2 separate regions of the Homo sapiens genome follow, and region 2 is linked to region 1. Evidence: chromatin loops called from intact Hi-C (ENCODE). Cell type or tissue: Panc1. All regions are shown on one strand. Each heading gives the region's core, and the rest is flanking DNA. Links, peaks and the distances in the headings are about the cores only.

Region 1 (5,386 bases), core at 129-5,128:
TTGGGTAAACAATGAAATTAAGGCAGAAATCAAAAAAGTCTTTCAAACTAATGAAAACAAAGATACAACATATCAGAATCTCTGGAACACAGTTAAAGCAGGGGTAAGAAGAAAGTTTATAGTGCTAAACGCCTACATCAAGAAGTTAGAAAGATCTCAAATGAACAACCTAACATCACACCTACAGGAACTAGAAAAACGAGCAAATCAACTCCAGAACTAGCAAAAGAAAAGAAATGACCAAAATTGAGCAGACTGAATGAAATCGAGATGCAAAATCCATACAAAAGATCAATGAAACCAAAAGTTGTTTCTTTGGAAGAATAAGATTTAAAGACTATTAGATTAATAAGGAAAAAGAAGATCCAAATAAACACAATCAGAAATGACAAATATGACATTACCATTGACCTTACAGAAAAAAAAAATACCCAGACACTATTATGAACTCCTCTGTGCACACAAACTAGAAAACCTGGAAGAAATGGGTAAATTCCCAGAAACATATAACCTCTCAAGAATGAACTAGGAAGAAATTGAAATCCTGAACACACCAATAATGGGATCCAAGTTGAATCAGTACTAAAAAACCTACCAACAAGAAAAACCTGTGGACCAGATGGATTTACAGCCGAATTCTACCAGATGTATAAAGAAGAGCTGTCAATAATCCTACTGAAATTATTCCAGAAAAATCAAGGAGGAGGGACTCCTTACTAACCCCTGAGGGTCAGCATCAGTCTGATATCGAAACCTGGCAGAGACACAGCAAAAAAACAAAACTTCAGCCGGGCGCAGTGACCCACGCCTGTAATCCCAGCACTCTGGGAGGCCGAGGCGGGCGGATCACGAAGTCAGGAGATCGAGACCATCCTGGCTAACACGGTGAAACCCCGTGTCCACTAAAAATACAAAAAAATTAGTCGGGCGTGGTGGCGGGCGCCTGTAGTCCCAGCTACTCGGAGGCTGAGGTAGGAGAATGGCCTGAACCCGGAAGGCGGAGCTTTCAGTCAGCCGAGATCCAGGCACTGCACTCCAGCCTGGGCGACAGAGCAGGACTCCGTCTCAAAAAAAAAAAAAAGAGAAAACTAAAGGCCAACATCCCTGATGACTACAGACACAAAAGTCCTTAGCAAAATACTAACAAATCAAATCCAGCAACACCAAAAAGCTAATCCACCATAACCAATAGGCTTTATTTCTGGGATGCAAGGTTGGTTCAAAATATGCAAATTACACATAAAAACTACAATGAGATATCATCTCACCCCAGTTAAAATGGCTTACATTCAAAAGACAGGCAATAACAAATGCTGGCAAGGGTGTGGAGAAAAGGGAAACCTCGTACACTGTTGGTAGGAATGTAAATTAGTACAACTACTATGGAGAATAGCTTGGAGGTTCCTGAAAAAAAAAAAAAAAAAAAAAACACAAAACAACAAAAACTAAAAACAGAGCTACCATATCATCCAGGAATCCCACTAGTGGGTAAATACCCACAAGAAAGGAAATTAGTATATCAAAGGGATGGCTTCACCCCCATGTTTATTGCAGCAGTGTTCACAATGCTGGCCCAAAGATAGTGCTAGATGCTTCATGCCAGTTAGATCCCTAGAGCAATGTTAGGAATATTAATCAACACCAGCTTTTCTAGGTCTTTAAAGAAGGGATACTGATGAAATCCTTTGTGGGGAGTAGAGGGAGAAGATTCTATTATAAATAGCACAAGAATATAAATAATTATCAAACTCGTGAAATAATCAATATGATGTTTAATAATTGTAAACTTTCAGGGAGAAGTGTTAGGAATGGAGTTGGGATAATAAAGTGTATATAAGATGTTCATTCATTTAAAAAAATTATTTATTATATGTATATGTGCCTGGCAACCTTTCTAGACTCTACTGATGCTGTGAGGAACAAAAAAGACAAAGACCCTGCCCACTGGACCTTATTTTCTAGTAGGGAGGGGAGACAGGCAGTAAGTTTGAACAAACTCATCAGTAATGTAAGGTAGTGATTAAATATTGTGAGGAAAAATAAAAATTCTGGCCACTAGATGGTGCTCATTGCTTTCTTAATTTCTTTCACTTACCCAGTTCATTCAACTGGGTAGGGATGCTGACTGCATGTTGCTCTATTAAAGTTGTGTTTGGGGCCAGGTGCAGTGGCTCATAACTGTAATCCCAGCACTTTGGGAAGCCGAAGTGGGAGGATCGCTTGAGCCCAGGAGTTCAAGATCAGCCTGGGCAACATAGCCAGGGCTCATATCTATTATTATTATTATTATTATTATTATTTTGAAGTTGTGTTTGGGTCAAAGTAATAGGTTCTTTCTTTTCCCGTCTCCCTTCTCCCAATTTTGATTTGTTTAAATTTGTTTTTTATTTTTTAGAGACAGGGTCTCATTGCTGTGTTGCCTAGGCTGGAGTGCAGTGGTGGGATCATAGCTCATGGCAGCCTCGAACTCCTGGGCTCAAGCAGTCCTCCTGCCTCAGCCTTCCAAAGTGCTGAGATTACATGCGTATGCCACCATGCTCAGCTTCCTTAGAGATTTCCAAGGATTTTTTTTGTTTTGTTTTTTGTTTTGTTTTTGTTTTTCTTAAGAGGCAGGTCTTGCTCTGTTGCCCAGGCTGGTCTCGACTTCCTGGCCTTATGCAATCCTCCCTCCTTAGCTTCTCGAGTACCTGGGACTATAGGCACACACTACCATGCCCTACTGGATTTCTCTCTTTCTTTCCTCCCTCCCTCCCTCCTTCCCTCCCTTCCTTCCTTCGTTCCTTCCTTCCTTCCTTCCTTTCCTTCTTTTCTTTCTCTCTTTCTTTCTTTTCTCTAATTAACTGATAAGGTGAAATAGGGCTAAGACATACTAAAGAGCTGTGTGAACTATCTTGTTATAGGGGGATTAGATTAACTCCTTCCTAAATCATAGATGTGCTCTCCCCTCAATTTCCTGGGTATTTAATTTTCTTTCATTTGTTTAATATATGTATTCAGCATAGACTTTAAGCTCTTTAAGAGAGAAACACAACCATGTTTCCTAGTCCTTGGCGGAGAATCTTGTAGATAACAACTATCTTGAATGAATAAATTCCTCTAGCCTAAGCAATTGCTGTTTTCTATGTAGTCTTACCTAACTTCCTAAAAGGACTGTTTTAGAGTTAGACTGGGGGGGAAATCTATATAATAAAACATGGGAGAACATTAAAGTTAGTCTTTGTTAAGGCTAACTCTAGAAAGAAGGTCTTGAGCCTTCTTTTCTATTGTGAGTAGAAGGAGCATTATAAGAACTACAGGGTGATGGAATCTAAGGAGATACAGGAATTGTGATCCATCCTGACAGTCTCTTGGTCTTAGAGTAGTTTTAATATACAGATCCTGTTCATGCTTTGTTAGATTTATATCTATTTGTTTCCTTTTTTTGTAGCTATTGTAAATAGTATCATTTTTAAAATTTTGGTTTCCAGTTTTTCTTTGCTTATATATAGAAACTGTTGAAGGTTGATTTTTGTGTGCTGACCTTGTATCTTTTGACTGTATTAAATTCATTTATTAGTTCTAAGAGTTTTATTGTAGATTACCTGGGATTTTCTACATAGGCAATAATGTTGCCTGCAAATAAGGACAGTTTTATTTGATGCTTTCTGATCTATATGCCTTTTATATCCTTTTCTTCCCAAATTGCACTAACACTTCCATTGTACTAACAATTCCGATGTAATGTTGAATGGGAGTGGTGAGAGTGAACATTCTTGTGTTGTTCCTAGATCTGAGGGGCAAAAGATTCAGTGTTTCATCAAGTATGATGTTAGCTGTAGAGTTTTTGCAGATGCCCTTGATCGGTTTGAAGAAGTTCATTTCCACTCCTATTTGCTGAGTTTTCATATGAATGACTGTCATATTTTATCAAGCTTTTTCTTTATCTATTTATATAACCATGTGATTTTTTTTCCTTCTTTAGACTTTTAGTGTGGTGAATTACACTAGTTGATTTTTGAACTGCTTTACATCCACAGGATGAATCCCACTTGATTGGTGTGCATTATTTTTCTATATTGCTGGATTTGATTTGTTAATAGTTTGTAGAGGATTTTTGCATCTATGTTTATGAGGGATAATGGTCTGTAGTTTACTTTTGTACTGTATTTGTTTAATTTTGTTATCAGGATGATGCTGTGCTCATAGAATGAATTGGGAAATGTTCCCTTTTATATTTTCTGAAAGAAATTATTAAGAATTGGAATTATTTAAAAAATGCTTAGTAAGGTTTGCCAGTCAAGAGGAACTATCTGGATGTGGAGATTTGTTTTTCAGATTCTTAACTTTTTTACTCCATTTCAGTTTCTTTAGAAATTATATGACAGTTCAGGTTATCTATTTTAACTTGGGTGAGTTTTAGTTGCTTGTTTGTGCTTTTTTCAGAAATTAGTCCATTTGAGTTGCAGAAGTTATACACATAGAGTTGTCAGAATGTTGAAATGTTGATTTTTAGTTTTACTATTTAATGCATCAAAGATTAAAAGTATTTCTTAAATCTTGATGTTTTTTAAAATTTTTTTGGTAGAAACACTTTATTTGGCTTTGTTGATTCTTGAGCCTGGTCATTTGTAAGACTGATTGGACAGGTTTCACTGAGGGATTTCTGCCTTTTTTTTTCTTTTTTTTTGTCAGGATCTCAGTGTTTGATGTGCTCCTTCCCTGTGGATCAGAGGAGCTTGTATTTCCTTTCACTAAACTCAGAGAAGGAAAACTAGCAACTTATTACTTAAACAAGAGAAGAAATACTTCTGTAAACTGAAAATATTTTTGGCACAGAGACACATACCATACAGGCCAGCAATTTTAGGCCTTAAGCTATGGTAGCTTCAGCAAACAGGAAATGAATAAGGGAAACCTGAAGCACCTTGTCATACAGATAGTGAGAAGGCTACAGGGTCATTCCAAAAGGATTCCAGAGCCAACTTATTCAGGCTCCCAATGGCCAGTACTCCTGGTTGTAGATCCAGGAACAATGCAAGAAAATCATAGCATTGCATTGCCATTTTCTTGTCATTGTTGCACTCAATGACACTCTCAGACCTACTATGTCAGAAAGTCAGAGGAAGGGTAGGGGCCAGGGAATCTTTATACTTAATAAGGTGATTTTAATGCATATCAGGATTGAGGAGCACTGGTGAAAGCAACATGCCTCCTTGGACAGTGAGCTTTATTTGATTCCTGGAGATATTAAAGAAAAGCACTAAATCAGAAGTCAGATGATATGGATTTGGGTCAGGACATTGATGCTACCAAACTAAGGAGGAAGTAACTTAATTTTGCTGAGTTTATAGTAGCCTTGAATGATCTTTTGTATTTCAGTGGTGTCAGGTTTAATACCTCCTGTTTT
Region 2 (5,386 bases), core at 171-5,170, 770 kb after region 1:
GACCCTCTAAAGGGGGGAGCTGTCAGCAGAAGGGGCATCAACACAGCTCCAGAGATCCCACAGAGCGGGTACCCCCCAAAAGAGTGCTCAAGAGAATATCAGCTTTAAACGTCAGCCACACTCAGCACAAAGCCAAATTATGGCAGATAGAGCTGAGTAAGAAAATTCCCTTCTACTATTTTTGATTCCTCTCTTTATGTCCCAAACCTAGGGGCAAGCCTAATGAGGAAGAGGAGCAGGAAAGGAGAAATGAAGGATCAAGCCTTCCTCTCTCACTGCAGGCAGCCAGCTCATACTGGGGCTGCCCAAGAATGGGATACAATTCAACATTAAATAAAATTCAAGGTTTTAGATTTTTCCACGGCTCAGTATTCTAATGTGTGTATTGGGCTGTGTTTGTGACTTAAAATGACCACAGGACAGACTGTAAATTACCTTGGGGTGAACTGTATTCATCCAAGGCAGGAAAAGATTACCATACAAAATAAACTTTATAGGATCAATAAGAACAAAAGTCAAGTTGTGTTTTTATCACATTCCACGTGTCACATTTGTTCAACACTTTTGTTACATTAAGAAGAACCTATTAGAAAGCCATAAATAACTTAAAACTTTAATAATGATATTGATCTGATATCACTTTCTGATCGTTTTTCACTGGGCGTTAGTGAAATCCATATTCCTAAGTGGCCAGATTCATGTCTTTGTCTTGATATTACTCTGAATCATTCATTCATTAACCCGACAAGTATTTATTGAGATGTGATGAGGTTAGCTTCCTAAGTTCTACTTTGGTCATGTCCAAGACCCTTACTCAAGAACCTTCTGTGACTCCTCACTGTTTACAACAGACAGGAATATCAATAGGGTAAGGCTTTACCTCACCTCACCTCCCTCTCTCATTGTGTGTTCTGATATGTGCCTTAGGGGCTGGGGACTGCCCTTACCTCCCCGTTCAAGAGCCCACGCCCAGTGCTGCCCTAAAAGCCACTGTGATGTGTCAGAGGATTCATTTAATTTGCTCTTAGCAGAGCCCCTATCCTTTGCCCATCTAAATCACTTGGATAAAAAGGGAATTGAATTATATTTCATTTAGATTCAACTTACATTTTATTTTTTTTTATTAAGCCAGGAATATGATTTCCTCTCTTGGCAGCAGCCCAGCGATAATCATTTAAGCCCAGTTCCTTTCTCTAATGCTGTATCCTGGGGAAGGAAAGCTTATGGGGATTTCATCAGTGGTCCTGGTGAAATGACAGTTTATTCATCTCCAGGGGCTCTTTAGTCTCCACCTCTTGCACTTGTCTCGACAGAAGGTTTTGGAGGCTTTGGGGTCAAAGCAGTTTGGTTGGGAGAAGAAGGACAGGAACAGCAGTTATAAATGTCTGACTGCAGCCCACTTTTAAGAGATCTTTCCAGTTCACACAAATGAAGTGGATTTTAAATGCACTATTCTAGGACAATATGCCTCCCTAGTGTCTCCCCTGCAGCTGCCATAGACCCCGTTTGGGAGAGAAGATTGTTCCTATGCAGCTTATTTTATTTTTGTTTAATCAAATAAACAAGAGTGTTTTTCCATGGCAAAAAAAATAAAATAAAATGAATTTTTGGCCAGGCACGGTGGCTCACGCCTGTAATTCCAGCACTTTGGGAGGCTGAGGCGTGTGGATCACTTGAGGTCAGGAGTTTGAGACCAGCCTGGCCAACATGGTGAAACTCCGTCTCTACTAAAAATACAAAAATTAGCCGGCCATGGTGGTATGTGCATGTAGTCCCAGCTGCTCAGGAGGCTGAGGCACGAGAATCGCTTGTACCCTGGAGGCAGAGGTTGCAGTGAGCTGAGATCACGCCACTACACTCCAGCCTGGACAACAAGAGCGAGACTCCGTCTCAAAAAAAAAAAAAAAAAAAAATTGAATTTTTGAATTAAGCGTGATTATCCTGTTGCAGCTTGTTGTACATTCAAAATACAAGTATTAGAAGATAAGATTAACACCTATATTCTGTGCCTTTTAAATTATTTCTTTATTATTAGTGTTTATACTCAATGCAACAATCACTAAGCTACAGTGCTAAACATTGGGGATTTAAAAGATCAACAAGAAAGGGGTTGGAGAGGGGGAGATTCGCCTTGGGGGAGTAATCTGGAGAGGCGGGTAGCCTGACCATAATCTTCAGCAGTTACCCCAAAGCCACCCAGGTAACATGATGAGGATGAGAATAACAAACAAAAAGTGAGAAATCTTAACGAAAAAATTAAAATGCTGCCTGGCATGGTGGCTCACACCTGTAATTCCAGCACTTTGGGAGGCCGAGGTGGGAAGATCACTTGAGCTCAGGAGTTGGAGACCAGCCTGCACAGAATAGTAAGACTTCACCTCTATAAAAAAATAAAAACTAGCCTAGTGTGCTGGTGCACACCTGAAGTCCCAGCTACTTTGGAAGCTGAGGTGGGAGGATGGCTTGAACCTGGGAGGCAGAGGCTGTAGTGAGCCAAGATTGCACCACTGCATTCCAGCCTGGGTGACAGAGCAAGACCCTGTCTTAAAAAAAAAAAAAAAGTTGTCTTTATTGATCTAAGACCTATAATTTCAAGACATATGCTTATTATGAAAATGCAGCTTCAAGACAAGACTTAATCTCTTCTGCCCATCATATTTTAAAGCTGCCACAAAAGAAGTTTATGGTCTGTTGGAGTAAGAGACTGACGTGTGCACAAATAATTTACAAGACAGTAAATGCTATAATAGGGCAATGTATTTTCCTAATGAACCCTTTGTGGAATGGATCAAGAGTATTCATTTTCTTCTGGTAAACAGCAATCTGAACCCAAGAGATAATCCTTTCTCAAACACCCAATCAGCAATCAGCCAGCACCAGTGTCTTGATATTTCTAAAGAGTATACTCCGGTGGTTTGGCCTCCTGGAGGACGCTGTGAGGAAGACTGTGCTTGCGTCCCTGAGCCTGTTGCCACTCCTTACTAAGGGCCTTACTAAGGGCATGCCCAGAGCCATCCCAGTCTGCTATGTTTGGAAAGGGTTCTGGGCATCAAGACTTATCACTCAGAATACTGTGGGATTTTCTTCTACCTAAGACAAAAGAAAGAAGCAATTCCATTAATGTACGCTTTTCAGGATCTGTTGGGTTTTTCATCTGTTACTGCTTTGGGAACTTTTTCTGTGTGCCAGCACAGCGCTATGCACTGGACATTCCATGATGAGCAAGACGGATGTCCGTGCCCTCATGGACCTTAGAGAACCTAAAAGATTCTCATTTCTCTCTGAATTCTTCACAGGATAAACTGCCCTGGCATTTTCAGTTTTCTTTTTCCTCCTTCACCGGGAAGACTGACCCAAGCTTTCTCCTTCTGGGGCTGCCCCCAAAAGACTAGCTCAGTGTTATTCACACACCTGCAGATAGTTGTCCAGGTATGTATTTCAGTGCATGAAAATAACATGCTTTCCCTGTGTTATTCTCTATCACAGCACTCTGTGTACTATCTTCTTGGTGCTTATAGGCTGAAGTAATTAATTTGTCTACTTGTTCATTACCTGACCTTCTCACTGGAATGTAAACCCCATGGAGGCAAAGACCTTCTTAATATTCTCAGCTGAATCCTCAGTTCCTCATCAGCAACTTGCATATCATAGATGCTCAATGGTATTTGTTGAATTAATAAATATATGGAAAGAAGGAAGGAAGAGAGAGAGTCAGAAAATGTTATGCAAGGCTTACCAAAAATAGGGTAACCTAATTTCTTAAGGACTTTTACATATTCTTGAATGTGTACCATTTATAAGGGAATCATGGGTCTGGGGTGACATCTTTGACCAATGTCCAGAAGTCTACTAGAAATTTTCCTGGACATTCTCTCAGGGAAAATACTAAGTGAAATAGTTTGGGCCTTGTGGACCTGGAGTCACACAACTGAAAAAGGTTTTATTAGTTCTTGATGTCACTGAGTAGGGAAGGAGAGAAAGAAATACTCCTGGGCTCTAGGAAACCAGCTCCACCTGTGGCTTAGATAGATCCTTAGAGATAAGAGACAAGCAGGGTTTGCATGGGTCTGCAATGTTTTCCTTTAACCAAGGCCCACATTCTAATGAAATATATTTGTTGTTCATATAAAACCACCCTTAAAAAGATTTTTTCTAACATCCATAATTGTGTTTTTCTAGTTAGAGTTGACATAGGCAGAGAGCAAACCTATGTAATTGGCTAAGCAAAGATGTGTGCAGATGATGAGGCCATTATTGCAAAGAAATGCATATAATCAGGTAGGTATGATCCCTCAGAACCACAACGTTGGCATAGGTTAAGAATTTTAGATATTTGAAGTTATTGGTTTATTCCTATTTTATGCATTTATTAAACATTTATTAAGCACATACTTATTCAATTACTAACATGGATGACAAAACCAAATCATGCCAGTTGGGGAGGGAAATGGTAGTGGCCACTGCTGGATGTCTTGGATGCTTAGTGGAGCTGTTTCGCGATGCCATGGATTAGAGGTGCAGATGCACTGCTCCTGCACCTGGAGTGCAGTATTTCCCAGTCCATCTTCTGTGGGATGAAAGTGCTTTCTGGTGCTATTCAGGATATCAAGGCGTCATACAAAAAACTTACATTGGAAGATACATCTTACTGCTGTTTATCAGCAGCCGTCTACATGAAAATGCTGGTGAGGTCACTGCTGGATAATGCAGTACAAATGCAAGCACTGGTAAGCAATCTGAATTGTAACCACTTCATGTTTAAGAGAAGCACAAGGCCAGGCTGCCATTTGTAGGTAGATTACACTTTCAATGCTAGTGCCAGAATTCACATTTCTCTGGATTTCTGGTTTGCCAGCGGGTACCATGTATGTAAGGTTCTCCTGTGTATGATACCGGGAAATAGTGGTCCTGGCACCCTTGCCTGTCAAGCAACAACAGCATGGCTGTCCTGTCCCTAAACTGACCCATGGAATTATGCCACTGTGCAGCCACTGTAGATCACTCTCTGGCATTGACTAATCTGCTGCTGCTTTCTTTCTTTCTTTCTTTTTTTTTTTAGATGAAGTATCAATCACTCTGTAGCCCAAGCTGGAGTGCAGTGGCATGATCTCTGCTCACTGCAACCTCCGCCTCCTTGGCTCAAGTGATTCTCCATGCCTCAGCCTCCCAAGTAGCTGGGACTACAGGTGTGTGCCACCACACCCGGCTGATTTTTTGTATTTTAGTAGAGACAGGGTTTTACCATGTTGCCCAGGGTGGTCTCGAACTCCTGAGGTCAGGCGATCTGCCTGCCTTGACCTCCCAAAGTGCTAGGATTACAGGCGTGAGCCACCATGCCCGGCTAATCTGCTGCTTTCTAATGATCCTGCCTGCCACTGAATGTGAC

What was found. Peaks named below come from ENCODE experiments on the same cell type or tissue, not always from the same donor. Only the 100,000 strongest peaks of a DNase experiment are listed, where the experiment ranks them.
Region 2: a loop joins it to region 1, with 7 times the contacts of the local background. A loop is called at or near these places in 23 of 110 quality-filtered maps.

What each region holds. Positions count from the first base shown.
Region 1 is chr1:88,996,824-89,002,209 of GRCh38, forward strand. No RefSeq gene overlaps it. Among named protein-coding and RNA genes, the nearest start is that of RBMXL1, 6.9 kb to the left of the region's middle. In Panc1, for the core only: CTCF peaks have their summits at 2,071 (motif pointing right) and 2,281; a DNase peak (open chromatin) is centred at 2,098; H3K27me3 peaks cover 443 bases.
Region 2 is chr1:89,769,390-89,774,775 of GRCh38, forward strand. LOC107985744 (a long non-coding RNA gene) reads left to right here and starts at 2,532. Exons shown (of 3, transcript XR_001738140.2): 1 at 2,532-3,429. In Panc1, for the core only: no CTCF peak of the experiment used is centred there; no DNase peak of the experiment used is centred there; H3K27me3 peaks cover 1,605 bases.